2 separate regions of the Homo sapiens genome follow, and region 2 is linked to region 1. The links are chromatin contacts, found by Hi-C or POLR2A ChIA-PET in ENCODE. All regions are on one chromosome and are shown on one strand. Each heading gives the region's core, a stretch centred on a gene start or an enhancer-like site at or near the end of the contact. The rest is flanking DNA. Distances are from core to core; before and after follow the strand shown. Region 1 holds the start of EDN1 (endothelin 1). Region 2 has its middle 6.5 kb from the start of ADTRP.

Region 1 (6,552 bases), core at 2,157-4,656:
AAAATTTTAAAACTTAGCTGGGCATGGTGGCTTGAGCCTGTTGTCCCAGCTACTCAGGAGGCTGAAGTAGGAGTGTCACTTGAGCCCAGGAGGTTGAGGCTGCAGTGAGCTATAACTGCACCACTGCACTCCAGCCTTGGAGACAGAGTGAGACCCTGTCCCCAAAAAAATTAAAATTGAGAAAAAAAAAAAAGGCAAGAACAGCCACAGCAAACTTTCTATTGGGGAAAAAAAAAAATCCTCCTCTTTACATCTCTCCCTTCCTTCCCTTCCCTTTCTGAGAGTGACTGTGGCCAAAAGGAGCATTTTCCCCCTGCAGTCCTCTGAGGGGTGGGGTGGGGCTATGAAGCTATCCTTCATATTCACTCCTTTGTCCAGCTCTTTTCACCTCTAGTTCTTCTCCCCGCATCTCTGTCTAGCAGTGCCTTAAGTGGAGGAGGGGTGGGGGCATCAAGCTTGTAAAACTGGTTTGTTGGGGTTCTCCTTCTCCCCTCATTTCTTGATTCTTGGGAAAATGTCTTGCTGGGAGGCTGCCTGGCAGTGCCCTAGCTGCCTTCTGTGGGCTTGAATGGGGCTTCCCTCTGCCCCTACAGGAGGAAAAGGGAGCTGCTGCCAGAGGGAGAAATGGAGAGATGGACAGAGAAGGCAGGTGCCACCCCTCGCCCCTGACACACAAAGAAAAAGACACGGAAATTCTCTCTCTCTCTTCTCTTCTCCTATCTCTCTCTCTCTCCCTCTCTCTCTCTCTCTCTCTCTCTCACACACACACACACACACACACACACACACACACACACACAGGCGCGCGCGCGCGCGCGCAGGCACACGTCTTGCAAATTCAGGATTCAAAGAGACAGGGGCACCATTATATTTGGCACGGTGGGGCCCTTCCAGGTCTGAAATCCTGCATTCTTCCTTACTATTTACTTTCCCCGAGCTCGAGAAGGGCCAGGTGTGGGCGGATGGCTGGCCACGTTTTGTGTTTCCAATTCATATTCACGGGATGACACAGACGGGGCGTGGTGAGTGCTGTTGGAGGCGCTTGGGCAGTTTCATTTTGCCCCACTTCTCCACCTGAAGGCTGGGCGTTGCTGGAACCTGCAGGGGCAGCCTCAGCAAGGTGGGGTGGCGTGGAGTGGGGTGGGAGAAGGGACTCCAGCTGAAGTAGAACCCAGGCTGGACCTGAGAATATTGGGGAGGGCATGGGCGGTGGTTTCCGGGTAGGGGCCTTGAGAACATGTTGGTCCTGACTGTTGTCAGTGTTTGGTCAAAGTTGCCAAAAGGTTAAAAAAAAAAAAGTAGGGGGAGTCCCTGCCAAGACATATTTCCCAGGCCACCTTTCTTCCGCGGGAGTGTTGGGGGGGAGGCGCTGCTTGGAACCTGTGAATGTGACATCAGCTCTCCTCTCCTCTCCCAAGGTCGGCTTTGGAGAGGGAGGTCAGGGCACCCTTGCCTGGCACAGGCGGCAGCGCTGGCTTCCGGCTCAGTGCCGCCTGTCCTCCGGGAGCTGTGGCCTCCCTGGGCCCCGGGGCTAGGCTGAGGTAAGCGCACAGCGGAGGCCAGGGGCCCCGGCAGAGGCCCTGGGGATAGGGTGGAGGCATCTCTGGGTGTGGGTGTGGGTGTGGGTGTGGGAGGGAGAGTTCTTGCCTCTCTCTCTCCCATCTCCAACTCTTGCTTCAGTGGCTCTTTTAGAGGATGCATGTCATTATGGACCTGTCGCTGCCACTGTCCCTGTTCCCCCAGCTGTGACTTCGAGGGAGGTCTGGGGATCTGAGTCTGTCCAAACCCACGGCTTTGCTGTTGGGATAAAAACTGTCCTTTTGATTTTAGAAGGAGGAGGGAAAAAAGGTTTCCCAGCATGTGTGTTGTGCCAGTCTTGGAAATTCATCCGTGCTTGAATTCCACCCTCCATCCCCAGAAAAACTGGAGTAAAACAAAAAGAGGAGATGGACAAAGTGTGTATTTGATGGCATCCCCTGGGAAGAGACTCTAAATTTATCCCATAGGTCTTACTGGGCCACTGTGAGCGCTTTGGTGGAGAACAAACAAAAATTCTGGGTGCTCAGTTGTCTAACCTGAAAAATGGGACTAGCGGAAAAAGCCAATGTGTTCCATGCACCTTTTGCTTTCTTTATTAAGGCATGATGTCACCTGTACAGTAACTGCCCTGTGTGTACTTCAGGGGGGGATTTCAAGGTTAGATAGACAGGAAATTGTTTTGAAAATGTAAACACATTATTAAATGTGAAGTATTATCTGATTCCTTGTTCGAATGGCATTTCCTTCTCAGCACCACCTTCCTTGCATATTCACTTAACCTTGTACAAGAACACCTTTTTGCCCTAAATGAAGACACCCCCCCAAAAAAAAGAGTCCCAGAAAATATGTCCCTGCTTGTGCGGGGAATAAATAGAATATTCTGAGGTGCATTCCTCCTTCCTATGTTAGGCAACATTCCTTGACCCTCCTCGGCCCCCAAGCCAGGTTGCGTTTTTTTCTGCCATTTAGAAGGGTTTTCCTTTTTGTCCTAGTAAAACATCAGCCCCTGTAGCTCTTCATCTCCCCCTGGTGTTCTTCTCCCGCCATGTCTTAAGATTGGTGGCACCGACCAATCTTAAGATTTAAGTTCTGTGTGAAAAACACCTTTGCTTTTCAATCAGTTTATCAGCCTCCTCCGCAGGGGAAGTGTGGACACACAAAAGAACTTATCGGGGCTTCTCATCAGTGATAGGGAAAAGACTGGGCATGTGCCTAAACGAGCTCTGATGTTATTTTTAAGCTCCCTTTCTTGCCAATCCCTCACGGATCTTTCTCCGATAGATGCAAAGAACTTCAGCAAAAAAGACCCGCAGGAAGGGGCTTGAAGAGAAAAGTACGTTGATCTGCCAAAATAGTCTGACCCCCAGTAGTGGGGCAGTGACGAGGGAGAGCATTCCCTTGTTTGACTGAGACTAGAATCGGAGAGACATAAAAGGAAAATGAAGCGAGCAACAATTAAAAAAAATTCCCCGCACACAACAATACAATCTATTTAAACTGTGGCTCATACTTTTCATACCAATGGTATGACTTTTTTTCTGGAGTCCCCTCTTCTGATTCTTGAACTCCGGGGCTGGCAGCTTGCAAAGGGGAAGCGGACTCCAGCACTGCACGGGCAGGTTTAGCAAAGGTCTCTAATGGGTATTTTCTTTTTCTTAGCCCTGCCCCCGAATTGTCAGACGGCGGGCGTCTGCCTCTGAAGTTAGCAGTGATTTCCTTTCGGGCCTGGCCTTATCTCCGGCTGCACGTTGCCTGTTGGTGACTAATAACACAATAACATTGTCTGGGGCTGGAATAAAGTCGGAGCTGTTTACCCCCACTCTAATAGGGGTTCAATATAAAAAGCCGGCAGAGAGCTGTCCAAGTCAGACGCGCCTCTGCATCTGCGCCAGGCGAACGGGTCCTGCGCCTCCTGCAGTCCCAGCTCTCCACCGCCGCGTGCGCCTGCAGACGCTCCGCTCGCTGCCTTCTCTCCTGGCAGGCGCTGCCTTTTCTCCCCGTTAAAAGGGCACTTGGGCTGAAGGATCGCTTTGAGATCTGAGGAACCCGCAGCGCTTTGAGGGACCTGAAGCTGTTTTTCTTCGTTTTCCTTTGGGTTCAGTTTGAACGGGAGGTTTTTGATCCCTTTTTTTCAGAATGGATTATTTGCTCATGATTTTCTCTCTGCTGTTTGTGGCTTGCCAAGGAGCTCCAGAAACAGGTAGGCACGCTCGTTGACTTGTAAGTCTCGGAATTACAAGTTAGTGTGTTCTTATCCACCTTCATGCTTTTCTTGCTTCTATTTTTCCCCGTTCTTTTTATGACTGCAGCTTAGAGAGCAAGTGTCTGAGAATTATTGCTGAAAGCTACTTTAAGTCTTCTAGTGTAAAATGTAAAATTCCTCTATTGAATACAATTAGGTGCAATTGACTATAACATGACATTAAAATAACTTATCGTTTTATTATTATTATTCCATTATGTGTTTCCTTGGCTTTTAAAAAATGAGAAGAGTATGGACATATACAATTTAGTCAAATGTATGTTTGTAATATATGTGTTTATACAGGTACACAGGCCATATAGGAACTTAAATCTTATTTAAACACTATTTTAATAGTGTGTTAACGTGTAAAATATTTAAGCATTCCAGCTTGAAGCCAAGGAATTGTATCCAGTCGTTCAAGCAATGTATGTTCAGTAAAATCACCTGCAGAGCAAAAGTCTGTTGACTAACTACCGCCTCCCCCCCCCCCCGCCACCACCCCCCGCAGGCGGTTTCTGGGTGAAGCAGATGTTTTCTTTAAAATTTGTCATCATTGACTTTAGGTTTCTTTTGGCAGGTTTTTGGCACCCAAAACAGTGTGAGCTCTCTTTTCAGCTTTATTCACCTGTGCTGGGAGGGGAGCTAGGATAATTCTTGGCTGCCGAAGGATTTAGGCAGTGCGTGTGCATCTGCCCGGGTCCCCCCCGTTTTTAGGGTCAGTGCACTTTTTTTGTCTTTTCGTGACCCTGACTAAAGAGAAAGGATGTCAAGGGAATGAAAATCCTGGAATGTGTCTGATCATTTGAAATGTACAAAATTGGGCAGATAAGCTGCATGGCTAAATTGTTAGGAGGAAGAGGCAAGGCAGTAGTGGAGAAGGGGGAGGCAGTGGATCCCACACAAGCCTGATGCCCAGGGATTCGGAATTCAAAATCCCCCCAGCCTACCTTCAGTCCCCTGACCTGCTTCTCAGCCCCACCTTAGGTCACTGGTTTCTATGGAGTTACCCTCCTGAATTGAATATTGAATAGTTAATTTCTCTCTCCAATCATTTTCCCCACCTAATTTTGAAAGATATACATCATCTGGGGTACCCTGTGCCCTACACAGCATGTGAAGTGGATGGGTACCCCCTAAAGAGAGGGTCATCCTGAATGGGGAAGTGGCCCCAAAGCTAGGAATAACTGTGATTTCTTGTCTTTAGTCATGTGCCAATGTTAAGTAAGCTTCAGTGGATAGTGCTGTCCTACCAAGTTCCTTGTAGAAGCCAGCCGGATTTTCAACAGGCAGCATTCCACAGCATTTCCCTGAGCCTGCTTCAAGAGGGGTGGGGGAAGTCCCTTTTCAGGTGTTTATCTCCTCTGCATTTGTGTAATCTCCCTGAAGGTGGATAAGCCAAGGGCATGAGGGGGAGGCAAAAGGTGAACTCATGTTAAGGAGGGAAAAAAATAAAGAGCCCTTTTTTCTGTGTTTCTTGCTGATGGCAGGCTGTGTGCTTCATCTGCTTTTATCTGCTCTGCTAGCTCTGACTCTACTGTGATCCAGCATGTCTCTCGGCGTTTGAGGAGACATCCCCCACTGACCTGCTCTTTCTCTCCCCAGCAGTCTTAGGCGCTGAGCTCAGCGCGGTGGGTGAGAACGGCGGGGAGAAACCCACTCCCAGTCCACCCTGGCGGCTCCGCCGGTCCAAGCGCTGCTCCTGCTCGTCCCTGATGGATAAAGAGTGTGTCTACTTCTGCCACCTGGACATCATTTGGGTCAACACTCCCGAGTAAGTCTCTAGAGGGCATTGTAACCCTAGTCATTCATTAGCGCTGGCTCCACTGGAGCCCAGTTTTAGAGTTTCTTTTCTAGGGACTCTGAAGGTAGTCCTTCTAACACCATCCAAGTGCCTCAGTGGGGACAGTTTCCCTCTATTCCTGAAAATAACGACAGCTTCGTTCTTAGCAACCAAGGGGAGGGTCTTCTGAGGCCCCGTAGCTCAGGCTACTCATGATGGGACAAGCAGGAGGCCACTGCACGTTTCAAATGAGGAACTTTCAGTGAGAGGGCCTCAGGGGGACACTCTCACAGTGGCATCTGATGGGGTTTCGGGAATAATTGCCGAGGTCAGATGTGGGTTAGTGCAACCTGTGCTTCTCATGGGAGGGTGGAGACTGAGAGGCAGAAGTGATGATATAGAGGGTTAGAATCACTTAATTTTACTTACAGAAAAACCTAGGCTCAAAGTGTTGAAGCCATTTGTGCAGGAGTGAGTTTGTAGCAGAGCTAGAACTGGAGCCCGGATTTCCTTTGCTGCTATATTTTCCCTTTAGAAATGCCCATTTCAGAACTGAAATAGAAATACTGTCCATAGGCTTCTCTTTCACCTACAGAGAAGAAAAGCAGATTTCCTCCTTCTGCCCTGGACACTAGTTCATCATCTGTCGGAAGCAGTCATAAACAAGCACACATTTACTATGCATACAATGTACCGTTATGACAAAGGAGGACCAAAATCCAAACAATATCAAACCACACCAAAAACCACAAGGAGCCTAATAATTACTAAGGTGATACTTCCAAAGGGAGGACTTTATTTCTTAGATGAGAATGAAAATGGACACATTGGAAATTATTGGAGAGCCCTCTGGCTATGAGTCCTTCCACAACCATATGGTACCACCGACTGGCAGGAGAAATGTGTGAACATGTGCCTCCTCCTCCCCCAACCACTGGGGTCGGTGGGGTGACGGTGGCACTTTTAGCAGTATCCTCCGTGGTTTGAG
Region 2 (6,552 bases), core at 2,329-4,828, 500 kb before region 1:
AATATCATTTTAATACATATTAATAATTAATAAAATGATATTTTAATAAATAACATGTATATGTATATAAGGATTTAATAATTACATGTAATATATGTATATAAGGATTACATTATGAGTTAAGGATTATGAATTAAGAAATAGTTTTATTTCTTAAGAAATATTTTAATATTTTAAGAAATAAAACTATTTCTTAATTCAACATCTGCATTTTCTTATAAACTTTTCACAAAATTGTTGCCAATGAAAAATCTACATTGCAACCATATTCACATCATAATTTGTGTTCCTGGTTGAATAACCAGATCCATTTTCATGAAGTAGCCTGAACATCTGTTCCCCACCATGAGACCAGGTGGAGCTTTGGAGAGCAATGAATGTCACCTCTTAGTTGCACGTTATAAACTAATACATACTAAGCGTGCTGTTTGTCTGCCTTTTCCTTTCTCCAAGTATCTGAGGGCTTCACGTCATATCCAGGAGAAGTGGGAAGGAATTGTTCAAAACTTTTATTATTTTACACAGGAAATTTTAAACATTTAAAAATAAGCATATTTCATACTTTGATTTGGATACTACACAGGCCACTTGGTTACTAAGAGTGACTTTCTTTGAAACTCTCTACCCCCCTGGGAGTCCGCAACATGATTCTTTAATTTCACAAATACTTATTAAGCAACAGCTATCTGCTAGGTCCTGGGGATTCCCCGAGGAAGAAGAGCGATGCAAACCCTGCCCTCATGGAGCTTATATTTTAGCAGGAAAGATGAACATTAAGCAACAACAAAAACAAGTGTTAATTTATAACTATGGCAACTTCTGTGAAGGACAAACACAGCAGACTTATTAGAGGGGATGGCAGTATCAGACCTGGTGTGGGTAGGGCGTCAGGGAAGCTAGCCCTAAGGAAGCCACGTATGAGCAAGGCTTATTCTCCCAACATGCTCTTACTATCCTTCTCAGTCTGTTTAATGAGCTCCTCTTCCTCCACCAGCTCCTTCTGTGTTGGCATTCCCCAGAGAGCTGGTCCAGCTTACCGTCCGTCTCCCAACACATACTCACCCTAGTGATTTTATCCATGATCATAATTTCTACCACTGCCTTCCAGTTTGTGACCACAAATTATATACCTCTGGTCCAGGCCCTCTCCCTATCCCCACCAAGCTTCAAACACATCTTTGACTACCTGTTGGAATCTCCTGAAGGAGACAGACACGCCTCAAACTCCATACGTCTAAAACGAGCTCACTGACTTCCGCCAAACCAGGCTTTTCTTCTCTAGTCTCTGTCCTGTGACCATGGCCTCACCATCGACCTGGGAGCTTCCTGTGTCCTCCCGCTTTTTTACTCTTCAAATCCAGTTAACCACCAAATCCTGCCAAGTTCATTTCTTACATCAGGGTCAAATCAGTCCCTTTCTTTCCATCCCTTCTACAACTGCCCTCGTTCAAGTGGCCTCCATCTCTTGCCACCACCATAGCAACCAGCAACCTAGCTGGTTTTCCTGAATCTAGTTTGATGCCCCAACGCTGTTTTTCACAAGGTCAGTGAGTGATTCTCTCTGAAATGCCACATCCCCCACCAGCTCATGTCGTTTTACTACATCAGCATCACCCACAGCATTACATCCAAGTTTCATAGCTTTTAATAACCTGCCCACTTCCCACTGGCTCTCTCCATCCTCGTGTGGCATCCCACATTGGATGTCACTCCAACAACACTGCATTGACAGAGCTTTTCACCCACACCTGGCTATGTCACATACCGGCACCTTTACTCCTACTGTCTCCTCTCCCTGATGCCTCCTCTCAACATATCTTTGACTGGTTACGTCATAACCCTCATTTAAAATGCAGCTCAGCAGCTTCCTTTTCCAGGAACCCTTCCTGGATGGCCACCACAACCTGGCCATCTTAAACAGCTCCCTCCTGTCTTCTTTAACCTGCTATGCATCCCTGCATGTTGCATAATGATTAGGAATTAGTCTTTTTTGTACGTCATTATCTCCTAGGGTTCACATATGATGTGTTTGAATTCCCAGAGCTTAGCATAGTGCTGGACACACAGTAAGTACCTAATAAACATCTGCTGACTAAGAAAACAAATAACCCAATTTAAAAAATGGGAAAAAGACCCGAATAGACATCAAAAGATGACATACAAATGGCCAACAGATATATAAAAAATGTTCAACATCACTAAACCTCAGGGAAATGCAAACTAAAACCACAATGAGATATCGCCTTACACCTGTCAGAATGGATGTTATCCAAAAAAAAAAAAAGAAAGAAAGAAAGAAAGAAAAAAGAAAACACGTGTTGGCAAAGATGTGGAGAAAAGAAAACTCTGATATACTGATGGTGGGAAATAAATTAGCACAGATATTATGGAAAACGGTATGAAATTTCCTCAGTAAATTAAAAATAGAACTATAATATCATCCAGCAATCCCACGACTGGGTATATATCCAAAGGAAAATGAATCAGTATGTCAAAGAGACACGTGCACTCCCACAGTCATTGCAACATTCTTATTTACAATAGCCATGACAGGGACTCACCCTAAGTGTTCATCGATGGATAAATGAATGAAGAAAGTATGGTACGGATACACAGTGGAATAACGCTTAGTCTTCAGACAGAAGAAACTTCTATTTGTGACAACACAGGTGAACCTGGAGGGTATTACGTTAAGTGAAATAGGCCAGGCACAGAAAGACAAATACTCCTTGACCTCATTATATGTGCAGTCTAAAAAAGCAGAGAGTAGAATGGAGGTCACCACGGGCCTGGGGCGGAGGTGGGAGTGGGGGTTGGGGAAAGTTGGTCAAAGGATATAAAATTTCAGTTAGACAGGAAGAATAAGTGTAAGAGGTTTATTGTACAACATGGTGACTATAATTAGTAATAATGTATTGTATGCTTGAAAATTGCTAACAGAGTAGATTTTAAGTATTCTTGGCGAGGCATGGTGGTTCACACCTATAATCTCAGCACTTTGAGAGGCTGAGGTGGGAAGATCACTTGAACCCAGGAGCTTGAGACCAGCCTGGGCAGCATAGCAAGACCCCGTCTCTACTAAAAACACAAAAATTATGTTTTTGTGATGTGCACCTGTAGTCCCAGCAACTTGGGAGGCTGAGGTGGGAGGATTGCTTGAGTGTGGGAGGTGGAGGTTGCAGTGAGCCAGCATCACACCACTGCACTCCAGCCTGGACAATAGAGTCAGACCTTGTCAAAAAAAAAAAAAAAAAAGTATTCTCACCGCAAAAAGAGGATAAGTAGGTGAGGTAATGCATATATTAATTAGCTTGAGTTAGCCATTCCACAGTGCATACAGATTTCAAAACATCATGTTGTGCACCACAAATGTATACAATTTTTATTTGGCAATTTAAAAAATAGTAGCAGTTATGAAAATATTTGCTGAATAAATGAATATGTGGAATACCAGGTGTACCAGTCTACCGAGCCTTACCCTAAAGCCGGCTCATTCATTAAAAACCTACTGTGTTCAACGTGTTCAGCTGCTGGGTTGTGGGGAGGAGGTGGAATACAGAAATGAGTAAGACAGCCTGAGCCCCGGAGGAACTCACTGCCAAGTGGCAGAGACAGGTATGTAAACAAAAAATTACAGCATGATGTGATAAGTACTATAATAGAGGTATGCACAAAGTACTAATGGAGCCTAAATTATCCTGCACATTATTCTGTCATTCTAAATATATGGAAGATTGAGCTAACGATGAATGCATTGAGTAAGTCATGGGAAACTCCAGACACCACGTAGGAGAAGATAAGGATGAAAGGAGTCCCACAGTAAAGTAGTCATGGCCACCGGCACAAATAACAGTTTTTCCTGGTAAAGATATAACCCATTTCTTGGCCAGTCACCAAGGGATAAGGTACAAAACGCAGGGAGTCAGGGCAAGGGGCTTGAGTCCAAGCCTGTATATGCTTCAGGACCTGGAGCTGATCAGCCATCAGCTTCTCTGGGGTGTTAATTTCCTTCGGTATGAAATGGGGTTCAGGGAACCTGCAACAGTGACTATCTCATGTCCCAAAGCTGGGACGCCAACTGAACTAAGGGAGCAACTGACCAGGGCTGGCCTCTGAAGAAATGCCCCAACCCCACACAGATTCACACACCCCCACACACACCATGGCGCCAGCTGCAGCGGGAGGGGTTGGACGACACTCCTAGGTGACGTCTGCAGGTTGAGCAGCGATGAGCAGGAAATAGGGACACAGGGCACAGAGTCCTTGAGATTATGGTGAACAAGTCTGCTGAAGTGTGGTTTCATTTTGACACAAGAGAGGGGTTCTCCAGCTGCTGTTGCTAAACAAACAGCTAACCAATATAGCTCTCAGATGTTAAACCTGAAGACAAGGCAAGTCGGCGGGACTTGTACTTGTTCCACCTACCCTCGTAATGTGCACAGAGCCCGTCTCAGATGGCTCATTCCCTTTACAGCTGATCTGTACTTCCACAGTTCTTACAGAACTGTCTTACCTTTGCCCATCCTTGTGCTAATAGTCCCATCATTAAACTCTCAGCTGAGGGAAATGCCTTTTCCTATTGGAACCTTCACTGATGCAGCCAATCACTATGAGCTCCTCCAGGGGTGTCTGATACATCTCTGTGCCCTCAGCACTATTCATGGTAGCAGGTAAATTATAAATGCTAATAGAGATTTGTTGTTTGCCCAACTATCTACCCCAACAGTAACATACTTAGGAGTCCAACTCTCCCCCGGGGCCCGAGCCATGACCCCAGCACAAGCAACCTTAATAAACAGCTTGCCCCCGCCTTCCTCAAAAAATGAACTTCTCTCTTTCTAGGACTGGCAGGTTTCTTTAGGACATGGATTCCCAACTTTGCCCTCCTGGCTCAGCCCCTCTGTGAAGCAGCCAAAGGCCCTCTCAATGAACCCCTAAGCCCCACACACAACATACTTCCCAGTTTCCGTGGACTCCAAACCACTCTCGTCACTGCACCTGCCCTGTCCTTACCCGACATCTCCCAACCCTGCGTTCTCTATGCCACCGAAAACCAAGGAATAGCTCTCGGGGTCTTAGGGCAACAAAAGGGAAATCCTCCTTCCTTTACCCCTGTGGCATACCTCTCAAAACAAACAACACTGTCAGAGGGTGGCCAACCTGTCTTAGAGCATTAGCAGCAGTGGCCATTTTAGCTCTGGAAAGTAAAAAACTAACATTCAGCCAAAGCACCACTGTCCACAGCTCTCACAACTTACAGGATCTCTTCTCCTCCCGGGTGTTAAGCTCCCTCTCTCCTTCCGGAATTCAGTCACTGTATGCCCTCTTTATTGAAAATCCTGAATTCAGCCTCACCAAAAGCGCACCCCTCAACCCAGCATCCCTACTCCCCATATCCTCTTCCCCTCCTACTCATTCTTGCACTGACATTCTGGATCGCCTGCAGCCACACTTCCCTAACATCTCCTCCGAGCCTCTCACTAACCCAGATGACCAACTATTCATAGTTGGCTCATCTTCCGGAGCCCCCGTCTCTCCCAAAATTGCTGGGTATGCAGTAGTTACCTTAAACCATGTAATTGAGGCTAAAACCCGACCCCCAGGAACCTCCTCCCAGAAGGCACAACTCATAGCGCTCACCAGAGCCCTAACCCTCTCCAAAAACAAATGGGTCAACATATACACAGACTCTAAGTATGCCTATCACATTCTTCATTCCCATGCAGCCATCTGGCAAGAGAAAGGATTCCTTACCGCCAAAAGAACCCCCATTACTAACGGCCCCCCTTATTTACCAACTCCTTCAGGCCGCACACCTCCCAACTGAAGCAAGAGTCATACACTGTCGAGAACATCAAGCAGGATCAGATGAAATCTCAAAAGGAAATAGAAAGACCGACGAGGCAGCAAAACAGGACTCCCTTTCTCCTCTCCCTGCCCCCATCCTCCTTGTCACCCCAGCAGTCCCGCCCAGATACCCTCCCACTGAAAAGTCTTCACTACTACAGCAAGGAGCCTCCCTTCAAGGGGACTGGATAATCAAAAATCAAAAGCCTGTTCTTCCCCAAGAGCAAAGCAAGGAAATTCTAACACCTCTTCACCAACCCTTCCATATCAGTGCATGCCCCCATACCTACTCCTTCGCCCTTGTTTCTCCTCCCCCCATCTATTCATCTCACTAAAGGACATAACCTCAAACTGTCGTATATGCTCTGTTACTTCCTCCCAAGGGGCCCTCTGCCCTCTCCTCATCCTTACATACCAGCTCAGAGGAACACTCCCAGGGGAGCACTGGCAAGTAAACTTCACCCACATGCCTCCCGTCAAAAAATCTAAATATCTTCTTACCCTCGTAGACACTTTTTCAGGTTGAGTAGAAGCATTTCCTACCCCTTCAGAAAAAGCTGCAGAAGTCTCTCAAATTCTCATATCAGAAATTATCCCTAGATTTGGTCTCCCGAGCCCCATACAATCAGACAATGGGCCTAGCTTCATCTCCCAAATTACCCAACAGGTCTCCCCATCCCTTGGCGTTCAGTGGCGCCTCCATAT

The links. A loop is a pair of places that touch in the nucleus more often than their neighbours do. ChIA-PET counts read pairs that join two places held with the same protein, here RNA polymerase II (POLR2A). Pooled maps may share reads with other maps.
Region 2: a loop to region 1 is called in a pooled map, with 4 times the contacts of the local background. The contact joins the enhancer-like site here to the promoter of EDN1 in region 1. A Hi-C loop is called at or near these places in 3 of 168 maps with a recorded cell type or tissue (MCF 10A, PC-9 and endothelial cell of umbilical vein), 1 of 37 single-sample maps with no recorded cell type and 4 of 50 pooled maps. POLR2A ChIA-PET finds 5 or more read pairs at or near these places in 4 of 52 experiments (HEK293, MCF 10A, PC-3 and 1 more).

Annotation. Positions count from the first base shown.
Region 1 is chr6:12,286,955-12,293,506 of GRCh38, forward strand. It overlaps EDN1 (endothelin 1), which reads left to right and starts at 3,407. Exons shown (of 5, transcript NM_001955.5): 1 at 3,407-3,739; 2 at 5,387-5,555. The coding sequence starts at 3,676. RefSeq lists enhancers at 1,015-1,515, 1,516-2,016, 3,160-3,259, 3,270-3,339.
Region 2 is chr6:11,782,018-11,788,569 of GRCh38, forward strand. No RefSeq gene overlaps it. Among named protein-coding and RNA genes, the nearest start is that of ADTRP, 6.5 kb to the left of the region's middle. Within about 2 kb of position 3,579, at least 4 of the 41 ENCODE cell types and tissues checked have a DNase peak (open chromatin) inside an H3K27ac peak, as active enhancers do.